Regions from separate parts of the Homo sapiens genome. Here all the other regions are linked to region 2. Evidence: chromatin contacts called from ENCODE Hi-C or POLR2A ChIA-PET data. All regions are on one chromosome and are shown on one strand. Each heading gives the region's core, a stretch centred on a gene start or an enhancer-like site at or near the end of the contact. The rest is flanking DNA. Distances are from core to core; before and after follow the strand shown. Region 1 holds the start of PAIP1 (poly(A) binding protein interacting protein 1). Region 2 holds the start of ANXA2R-OT1 (ANXA2R overlapping transcript 1). Region 3 holds the start of CCDC152 (coiled-coil domain containing 152).

Region 1 (2,700 bases), core at 106-2,605, 490 kb after region 2:
TTTTTTTACGTGTAGTACAGAAAGCACAAACATACTCTGATTAACAAAGTAACAACCACATTATTCCAGTAAATTAACCCAGAGTTGTAGGAAAAAGGGTGTACTTACTGTGTAACTGGAAGAATAACCTGAAGGGTAAAATTCAGGGGCATTCACAGACAGCTTAGACATTAATACAGGAGCTACAACCACCTGGGGCTTAGCCATTGCTGACTCCGAGTTCTGCTGTGGGATTTTATCCTGTGAACTAGGTGGAGCTCTCAGGGGCCTCGTTTGCTCTGCAAAAGAAAAAAAAACGGGGCGTCAGATGCATTCTTTCCTTTGTACAGCAACTTGCTATATACTGAAAAACCATCTGAAAAGCGTCTGTTTTTAAGAGTTAAACAGGAACCATCATGAAATTTATGGTTATCGCCGGAATGTGTACAGACAGCCTACAAAAAGGAACAATAGACTTGCTGTGACTCCGTTATGGGCATACCTGCCTCTCAAATGAGTGCTTGCGAGCTTTTTTCCTCTCTGTCGTTTTAAAGGGGTCGGTGGAAAAGAGGTGGTTACTCGCTAGGGTCTCGCTTTAGAGGGCTGCTGAGGGGAGGCGATTTTTACTTCCTCCCGGGACCCCGAACTCCGAGACCGCGCACCCGGCCCCTCCCCCCAGCCAGGCGCACAAAGGATTCCAGCAGACACCTTCCAAACCCGGTTCCGGGCCCGTCCCTACCCGGTCACGCGGCCCTCTCGGGGAATGCTTTCGGGGAACCGGGGGTGGGGACCGCAGACAGCGCGTCGGGCCTCGGCACGCGTGGAGGGCCGTGGGGAAGCGTTCGCCAAGGAGGACTGGGGCCCTTAGAGCTGCTCCGTACCTGGGAGCGCCCCGGGCCGGGAAGGCCGCTGGGGGCTGGCGGGGACCTCGCACTGGGCCCCTGGCGGCGGGGTCGTCCTGGGCTGGCGCAGCGGCGGTGGCTGCAGGAAGCCCGGGGCTTTGGGTTGCGGCGGCTGGTGCCGCGCCCGCTCAGCAGGCCCCGCTCCGTTCGGGAAACCGCCGCCCTCAGGCCCGCCCCCTCCGCGGCCCAGGCCCCGGCTCCGGCCCCGACCAGCACCTGGGGCCCGATCGAAACCGTCCGACATGCTCCTCCTCCTCCGCCTCCTCCTCCAGGGGCCGCTGCCGCTGCGCTCGCGATAGGACGCGGGGGGAAGGCGCCGCGGGTCGGCTATAGCCGCCGCGCCTCACTCGGGCCTCATGGAGGAGGAGGGCGGCGGGCCCCGGCTCGGCTGCTCGGTGCTTCTGGCGGAGCGGACGGCAGCCCGAGCACCCGCCGCTCCAGAGCGCCCGCCCCGCTCGGCTACCCTCGGCTTTCCAGTTCTCCCCCAAAACCCGGCTCCCCGCCTTCGGCGCGGCAGGGGCGCAGGCGGGTCACAGCGGCCCCCTGCGGCCCGGAGGCCCGGGACGCGCCCGCGAGGATCCTCCAGTTCGCGGCTGGCCGGCCGCCGGGCCCAGCAGGCCGCCCGCCGAGTGGCGTCTTGGCCACCTGCCGGCCCGCAGCCAGGCTCGGGCAGGGGCATCTCGGTTCCGGGGCCAGGCTGGGGGGGATGAGGGATGAGGGGTGAGGGGGACGCTTACCACAGGCAGGCCCGACCTACTCGGTAGTTCTCAGGAGAGACGTGCGAGACCGACAGTTGACGCCCGGGAAATAAAAACACGGGGGGAGGGGGCGTGGACCCTGCGCCAGGGTTCGCTGGCGCACAGGTGTGTTCAATGACTCGGCTCCGGCCGAGACCCGCGGACTGCTGAGGAGTGGTCCCTGGGAGACTGTCACCTGCTCCGTTAGCATCGGGGGAAGGGAGTAGAAACGGAATCAAAATATGTGTCCCCTCTTTAATTCACCCTAGGTGTTTACCACAGTAGGTCACACCTACGTTTAACAAGCTTCGTTCTCTTCCCGTTAACCTTCCCCTCCAGAAATTTCAAGAAAATGTGCTACCTTTCAGTGTAACTCTGCCCTCTTTTTCATCTTGCATCAGTGCTGTCCAATGAAAATATAATGCGAGCCACAAATGCAAGCCACTTATGTAATTTTACATTTTGGAGAAGCCACATTAAATGAGTGAAAAGAAACAGGTGTGGCCAGGCGCAGTGGCTCACGCCTGTAATCCCAGCACTTTGGGAGGCCGAGGGGGGCGGATCACCTGAGGTCGGGAGTTCGAGACCAGCCAGACCAACATGGAGAAACCCCGTCTCTACTAAAAATACAAAGTTAGCCGGGCGTGGTGGCACATGCCTGTAATCCTAGCTATTCTGGAGGCTGAGGCAGGAGAATCGCTTGAACGCAGGAGGCAGAGGTTGCAGTGAGCCGAGATCGTACCGTTGCACTCCAGCCTGGGCAACAAGAGCCAAACTCTGTCTCAAAAAACAAAACAAAACAAAACAAAAACCAGGTGAAATTAATTTAAATTTATTTAATCCATTATGTTCAAAATGGTTTTTTAACATGCGATTTAAAATATTAAATATTTTCTCTGTTTTTTAGATACTAGTTGAAATCCAGTGTATATTTTACACTTATGGCACATCTTAGTCGGGATTGGCACATTTCAAGGGCTCAAGAGCCACATGTGGCTAGTGGCTACTGCGTTGCACAGCACAATTCTAGATTTTATTAATATGTAAATTGTTGTTTTTGTCAGGCCTGACAGTATTAATGC
Region 2 (2,700 bases), core at 126-2,625:
TCCAGCCTGGGCGACAGAGCCGGACCCCGTATCAAGAAAGAAAGAGAAAAGAAAAAGAACCAAAGAAAAAGAAAAGTCACCATCGCACGGTTAAGTCTGCCTTGCTACAGCTAAACAGTGACTTCCTAGGACCAAGAAATCGCAGCCAGGGCTAGACCGATGCCCTAAATCGGGACTTGCTTAGGCTGAGAAATCACATTTTGGCTAGTTATTTGGACAAGAGGTAGAAATAGCGGGCACCGCGAAATCGAAACTTGCTAGGACCAAGAAGCCAACGACGGGCGAAACCGCAGGGGCCTGCGATAGAGACGCCAGCGGCGCCGCCGGGGGACTGGGTTCAGGAGGCCGAGCAGGAACCCGTGCGTCGGCGCTCGCGGCGCTGTGAAGAGACGGCGTCCGCGCAGCTCCTCTGCCTCTGGCTCGGAGGAGCGGCGGGCTCCCCCGCCCAGCGCCGGCGTCGCCCGGGAACCCCAGACTCTGCGCAACTGGCTGCGATTCCAAATCCCTCAGATCGGCTACCAGAGCGCTGCCGCCACCGAGAAAATGGAGGCACCGAGGAACAAGATGTGCCGCGACCAAGAGAACTCGGCTTGGCGAAATGGCGGTGCTGGGACCCTAAGAGTGACGCCAGCCGGAGGAGTTCCCAAGGACAACATCCATTTTGGCGGAACCAACGGTGTTGTCACGCAGAAAATGTCGACCCTCGGAAAAGAGAGGTTCTGCGACCGAGAAATTCGGTGCAACAAGTGCTGTGACAGAAAACCCCCCGCTCGGCGCTGCTGGCGAAAGAGCCAACAAAACGCTGGGTGCTGCCACCGTGACACCGACTTTAGGACCCCGGCCTCGGATGGAGAAAGGAGGGTACGGAGCCACCACATAACTTCCTAATGTCTTCAAATAGCGAAAGTGCTAGCCGGAAACTGCCGGCTGGGTTTACCTATTGGTGCTCGTGTGGGACTAGCAGATTCGAGAAACCAGCGGGACTGGAACCTAGTACACTTCGGCAGTTGAGAAATGACTTACCAGGACAAATACTGCTTCTGGCTCGATGGTGCTGCCCATGAACATCCGCCGGCTCTGAGAAACGAGCTGCACTGTCAGTGAGAAACCGTGGGCACTGAGAAACGAGCGGACTGCAACTGATAACTGCCCACCCAGTGCCACTACGACAAAGTGCTGCTGGCACTACTCCCACCCTCCGTCCTCAAATCAGTCCCCTCCCGCCTAAGAAGACCTTTATTTTTCCTAGCGAAGTCATACTGAGGGCCCCATCAACCGATCCCTTGCGATGCGCATGGGAAAAGGAGGCAGTATAGGGACCGAGAATCGGGCGGATTGGGCTGGCCCTGGTAACAAAAGCCATCCGGGTCGCCAACCGTCTTCCACTGCAAGAAACAAACCTTCCAGTGGCTGGGCTCCGCCCTTCTCCTTGGTCAGAGCCCTCCAGGCTCCTAAGGGCGAAGCCGACACCTCATCCCTTTGGAACTTGAAGTTCTCAGTCCAAGACCTCCGTGGAGAGTGAAAGACTCAATGCCTCCTGACCGAGGCTTCAGGCCTGCCCCGGCAGCTAGGTACCTCTCCAGGGGATGGAACTCTGTGGGAACTGCTATTTAATTCTGATGGTTAACTCTGTCAGATGGCCTTGATATATGGGAATAATCGTTGCAGGAGGGTAGGGGAAATAAGAATCGCAAGACTCTAGCACAGGACGTGTGGATTGATGGTGAGGCCTTTGCTCCCTCTCCCCTTGAAATCCTCAAAGGGCAGTTCCCGATTTCTATCACCTTTGAAATTCATCCCTGATGTCTTCTCCATCTTTGGGAAGTGCAATGCAATTTCAAGCTCTTGAATCTTCCCTCTCCCACATTTGTCAAATATACTGACGCTACAAACTCCTTTCTTACAGGAAACCTGAAACTGCCATTGAGCAGAAGGAAAACATCCCTTTCCAGAACCTTTCTCGTTTTTCTAAAAATCTGCACTTTTGGAAGTGATCCCCCAAAGAGACCTCCAGACTCTACCATGAGTGTCTCCAGCTGAACTCATCGTGTCTAATCCTCACCCTAGCTTATCCTGTTCAAATCATTTCCATCTTTTTCTGGATGAACCTGGGCGGATGTCAGACCAGAGAAGAGCACAGAATGTACCAGAGAGGTAAGAAGACCCATTTTGGGCTCTCACTTCTCACCCACTCCCAAGATGGTCACCTCCAGTCTTCCCCCCTATACCTTACCCTTTCTTCAGCTAGCCAAAACCTGCCCTGGTACTTGAGGCTTCTTCAGTTGCCTTCTTTTGCAGGCAGTAGAATAAAGGAAAGAGGGCAGTGTCAATAGAAGAAAAGTTACAGCCACTTTATCTAATTGAAGATACTGTGCAGAGCCTTTGAAAAAACAAAATATCTCACCCACCATTCCTCTCTCCGTTTCCACCCTAGCTTCCTATTTTAGCAAAAATGGTGGGATCAGCACCTCTGGAGGGAAGGGGTCACTCTTCCAGGTTAGGAATGTGGACAGGAGTTATGGAGCTTACTTCCCTAAAGGAGGAGGCATTCTAGTTCCGGCATTCAGATTCTGTCTGATTCCAATATGGTGTTTGTGTGGGGTGGTCAGAGAAAGGGCAAGTCGGCAACTGTATATTCCTCAGCAAGAGACTATAAGACATTTGCATTTGGAAAATCAGGAGAGATGCTGATATGGTTTG
Region 3 (2,700 bases), core at 200-2,699, 310 kb before region 2:
AATACATCAATTCAGTCTTAACAAATGCCACAGAAAGCTAGCATGTTCCATAGAGTAAGGAAAGGTAGATCACAACTGATTGATACGATCAGTGAATGACTCATGGAGAAGGTAGCATTTTAGCATTTAGGGTCTTAAAATGGGCTTGTTTCAAAAGTTATTATGACATGAGTTACATGGAACATTTTATATTTGCTAATTGGGTAGAACCCGCAATTCAGCAGGTCATTTTCAATATTTCTATGTGTTGCTACTAATGTTAGGGAAAGCTTATTTGAGCAGCAGAGTGAAGACTACAACCCCCATTTTCCACTTTAACCTAATTTTCTTGCCATTATGCCACACTACCTTTCAACTAGTAAAGTATGGGTTATCATATTACTGTTTATATTTTTTCACTTGCCAAATTTTGGAGTCTATCGAAAAATCACATTAACAAAAATAAACCTCCCATCTCCCACTCAGAAAAAAAAAAAAAAGCAGATGAGCAAAGTTGGCAGTGGATTCGCTTTCAAACTATTACTGAACAACATTCAAAAATTCTAATAATTAACATTTCTGAACACTTACTTTAAGCAAGGATCTCCATTAAGCACCTTATAAATGCATCACTTCATTTAATCATCACAACCGTCCTAAGAGGCAGGCTTCTTTTTTTTTTTTTTGACTGAGTCTTGCTGCTGCGGGTCTCGGCTGGAATGCAATGGTGCGATCTCCGCTCACTGCAACCTCCGCCTCCCGGGTTCCAGCAATTCTCCTGCCTCAGCCTCCCAAGTAGGTAAGATTACAGGAGCCCGCCACCACGCCTGGCTAATTTTTGTATTTTTAGTAGAGACGGGGTTTCACCATGTTGGCCAGGCTGGTCTCCAACTCCTGACCTCAGGTGATCCACCCCCCTCGGCCTCCCAAAGTGCTGGGATTACAGGCGTGAGCCACAGCGCCCGGCAGAGGCAGGCATTATAATTAATCTCTTATACAGATGAAGATGCTTAGGTGCATGAAATTAAGAACTTACCCACTATCACCCACGGAAAAAGAGAAGAGTTGGGGTTTGAATCCACGCAAGAGCCCACGCCCTTAATCATTAAGCTACCAAGATATAACTCTGTAGATGGGAAACCATATCTATTAACTGGCTCTGGAATTTTAAAAGGCAATTTTATAAGTTACAAAAATAGATATGGATAATTATTTATTCAATGGAGCTGACTCACAATTCAGAACACCCAATGTGATTTATTCTTTGGTTGGGGAAACAATTATTGATCCGGTGTTGATTCATGTTCTGGAAACCACATGAAAATACCTAAGCAGCCGCAGATGCTGAGCGGAGCTGGGCCAAGTTGGTAAGAACTGCTGGTGGTAGGAGCTCCAGCATAGCGCACAGGGCGGGCCCAGAGAAAGGCGGGCCCATTGTTGGGGGATTCGGCTTCCGGAGGAGGGGACAGCATTCAGGGGTGTACCAGGCCCCAGAGGCAGCGGAAAGGGAGACTGTGGGGAACTAGGAGCAACAGCAGGTACACTCCAAATTCTATTGACGGTTCGAAATTCCCGCTTTCTCCATAGAGATTCCTTTCTTCATATTTCATTACAGTGCTCTGGGTCCATTACAGGCTTTTCTTTTCAGACACCTCTCTCACATCCGCGGGTCCTCGGCCCCCATCCTTTATTTTTGCTAGGCCGCTAAGGACGCTAGAAAGCGATTCGAAACTCCCGCTTTTTCCATAGAGATGCTTTTCTTCTTATCTCCTTACAGTGCTCTGGGTCCATACAGGTTTTTGTCTCAGGCACTTCTCTCACATCCGCGGGTCCTCGGCCCCCATCCTTTATTTCTGCTAGGTCCCTAAGGACACTAGGATGACGGAGAGGGAGCCAGGGGACCCAGGCTTCAGGACTGAGAGTGAATTCTTGAGGGGAGGTGAGGAGGAAAGAGGAGGGACCAGAGCGTGGGGCAGGCGAGCGGCGAAGGACCAACTGTGTGGGGTAGGGGAGAGGACGAGCCCCGGGACTCAAGCCAGCAGACAGGAGGACCCAAAAGGAAACGGAACTGTCACGCTCCTGTGGGGATGGTTGAAGCCAGCAGGCAAGAAGACAAAGAAGGAAATGGGACTTTCACTTGCCTGTGGGGACGGTTGAAGCTGAGCCTTGAAGGTCACAAATCAGTCTCTGCGGCTCACTAAGGAATTTGACAAGCACTGAATCACCAGCTTGACACCGAATTTCACAGGGCAAGACCATATTCACTGAAAGGATCTTGACCTAAGAAATCAGAAGAGCAGGCAATGAAGATACCTAGAAATGAATTGCCTGGCTCTGCCATTATGGCAAAAGGGATATCATGCAACGATAGCAAATGGAATATTAGTGATGGTTTTACAAGGAAATAACAGGGTCTTCTTTGGGGGAAGGAGTTGAGAGAAAATCAAGCTCAAATTTAAATGCATTTATTTCAAGAGCCAGATTCTGAGACAAAACCCTAGTAAAACCTTTTTTATTTAAAAGGTTAGGTACCAAAAAAAAAAGGTGGGGGTGGAGGGAGTTTCCATTAACTACTTCAGATTACTATGTAGCACTATTAAAGAATAACAGTACTATCAAACAGCAATTATTTTTAATTTTACTCCAAAAGGAATTTTACTGTATCATGGGAGGCTATTAACAAATATTTTTCTGCTGTAAGGATCAAGTTTTAACTATTTA

What was found. Hi-C counts contacts between places; a loop is a spot of excess contacts on that map. ChIA-PET counts read pairs that join two places held with the same protein, here RNA polymerase II (POLR2A). Pooled maps may share reads with other maps.
Region 1: a map of CD8-positive, alpha-beta T cell shows a loop between it and region 2 (23-fold over the local background). The contact joins the promoter of PAIP1 here to the promoter of ANXA2R-OT1 in region 2. A Hi-C loop is called at or near these places in 7 of 168 maps with a recorded cell type or tissue (B cell, CD4-positive, alpha-beta memory T cell, CD8-positive, alpha-beta T cell and 3 more), 8 of 37 single-sample maps with no recorded cell type and 20 of 50 pooled maps. POLR2A ChIA-PET finds 5 or more read pairs at or near these places in 2 of 52 experiments (PC-9 and activated naive CD4-positive, alpha-beta T cell).
Region 3: a pooled map shows a loop between it and region 2 (4-fold over the local background). The contact joins the promoter of CCDC152 here to the promoter of ANXA2R-OT1 in region 2. A Hi-C loop is called at or near these places in 1 of 37 single-sample maps with no recorded cell type and 3 of 50 pooled maps. POLR2A ChIA-PET finds 5 or more read pairs at or near these places in 2 of 52 experiments (OCI-LY7 and PC-9).

Annotation. Positions count from the first base shown.
Region 1 is chr5:43,555,722-43,558,421 of GRCh38, forward strand. PAIP1 (poly(A) binding protein interacting protein 1) reads right to left here and starts at 1,356. Exons shown (of 11, transcript NM_006451.5): 1 at 861-1,356; 2 at 109-278. The coding sequence starts at 1,125. RefSeq lists a silencer at 792-1,651.
Region 2 is chr5:43,066,064-43,068,763 of GRCh38, forward strand. ANXA2R-OT1 (ANXA2R overlapping transcript 1) reads right to left here and starts at 1,376. Exons shown (of 3, transcript NR_104651.1): 1 at 1,235-1,376; 2 at 1,024-1,094. LOC100132356 (a long non-coding RNA gene) reads right to left here and starts at 908. Exons shown (of 1, transcript NR_034127.1): 1 at 1-908. It overlaps LOC100506639 (a long non-coding RNA gene), which reads left to right and starts at 960. Exons shown (of 3, transcript NR_102752.1): 1 at 960-1,723; 2 at 1,907-2,154. RefSeq lists an enhancer at 588-987.
Region 3 is chr5:42,755,369-42,758,068 of GRCh38, forward strand. CCDC152 (coiled-coil domain containing 152) reads left to right here and starts at 1,450. Exons shown (of 9, transcript NM_001134848.2): 1 at 1,450-1,517. RefSeq lists enhancers at 1,505-2,006, 2,007-2,506.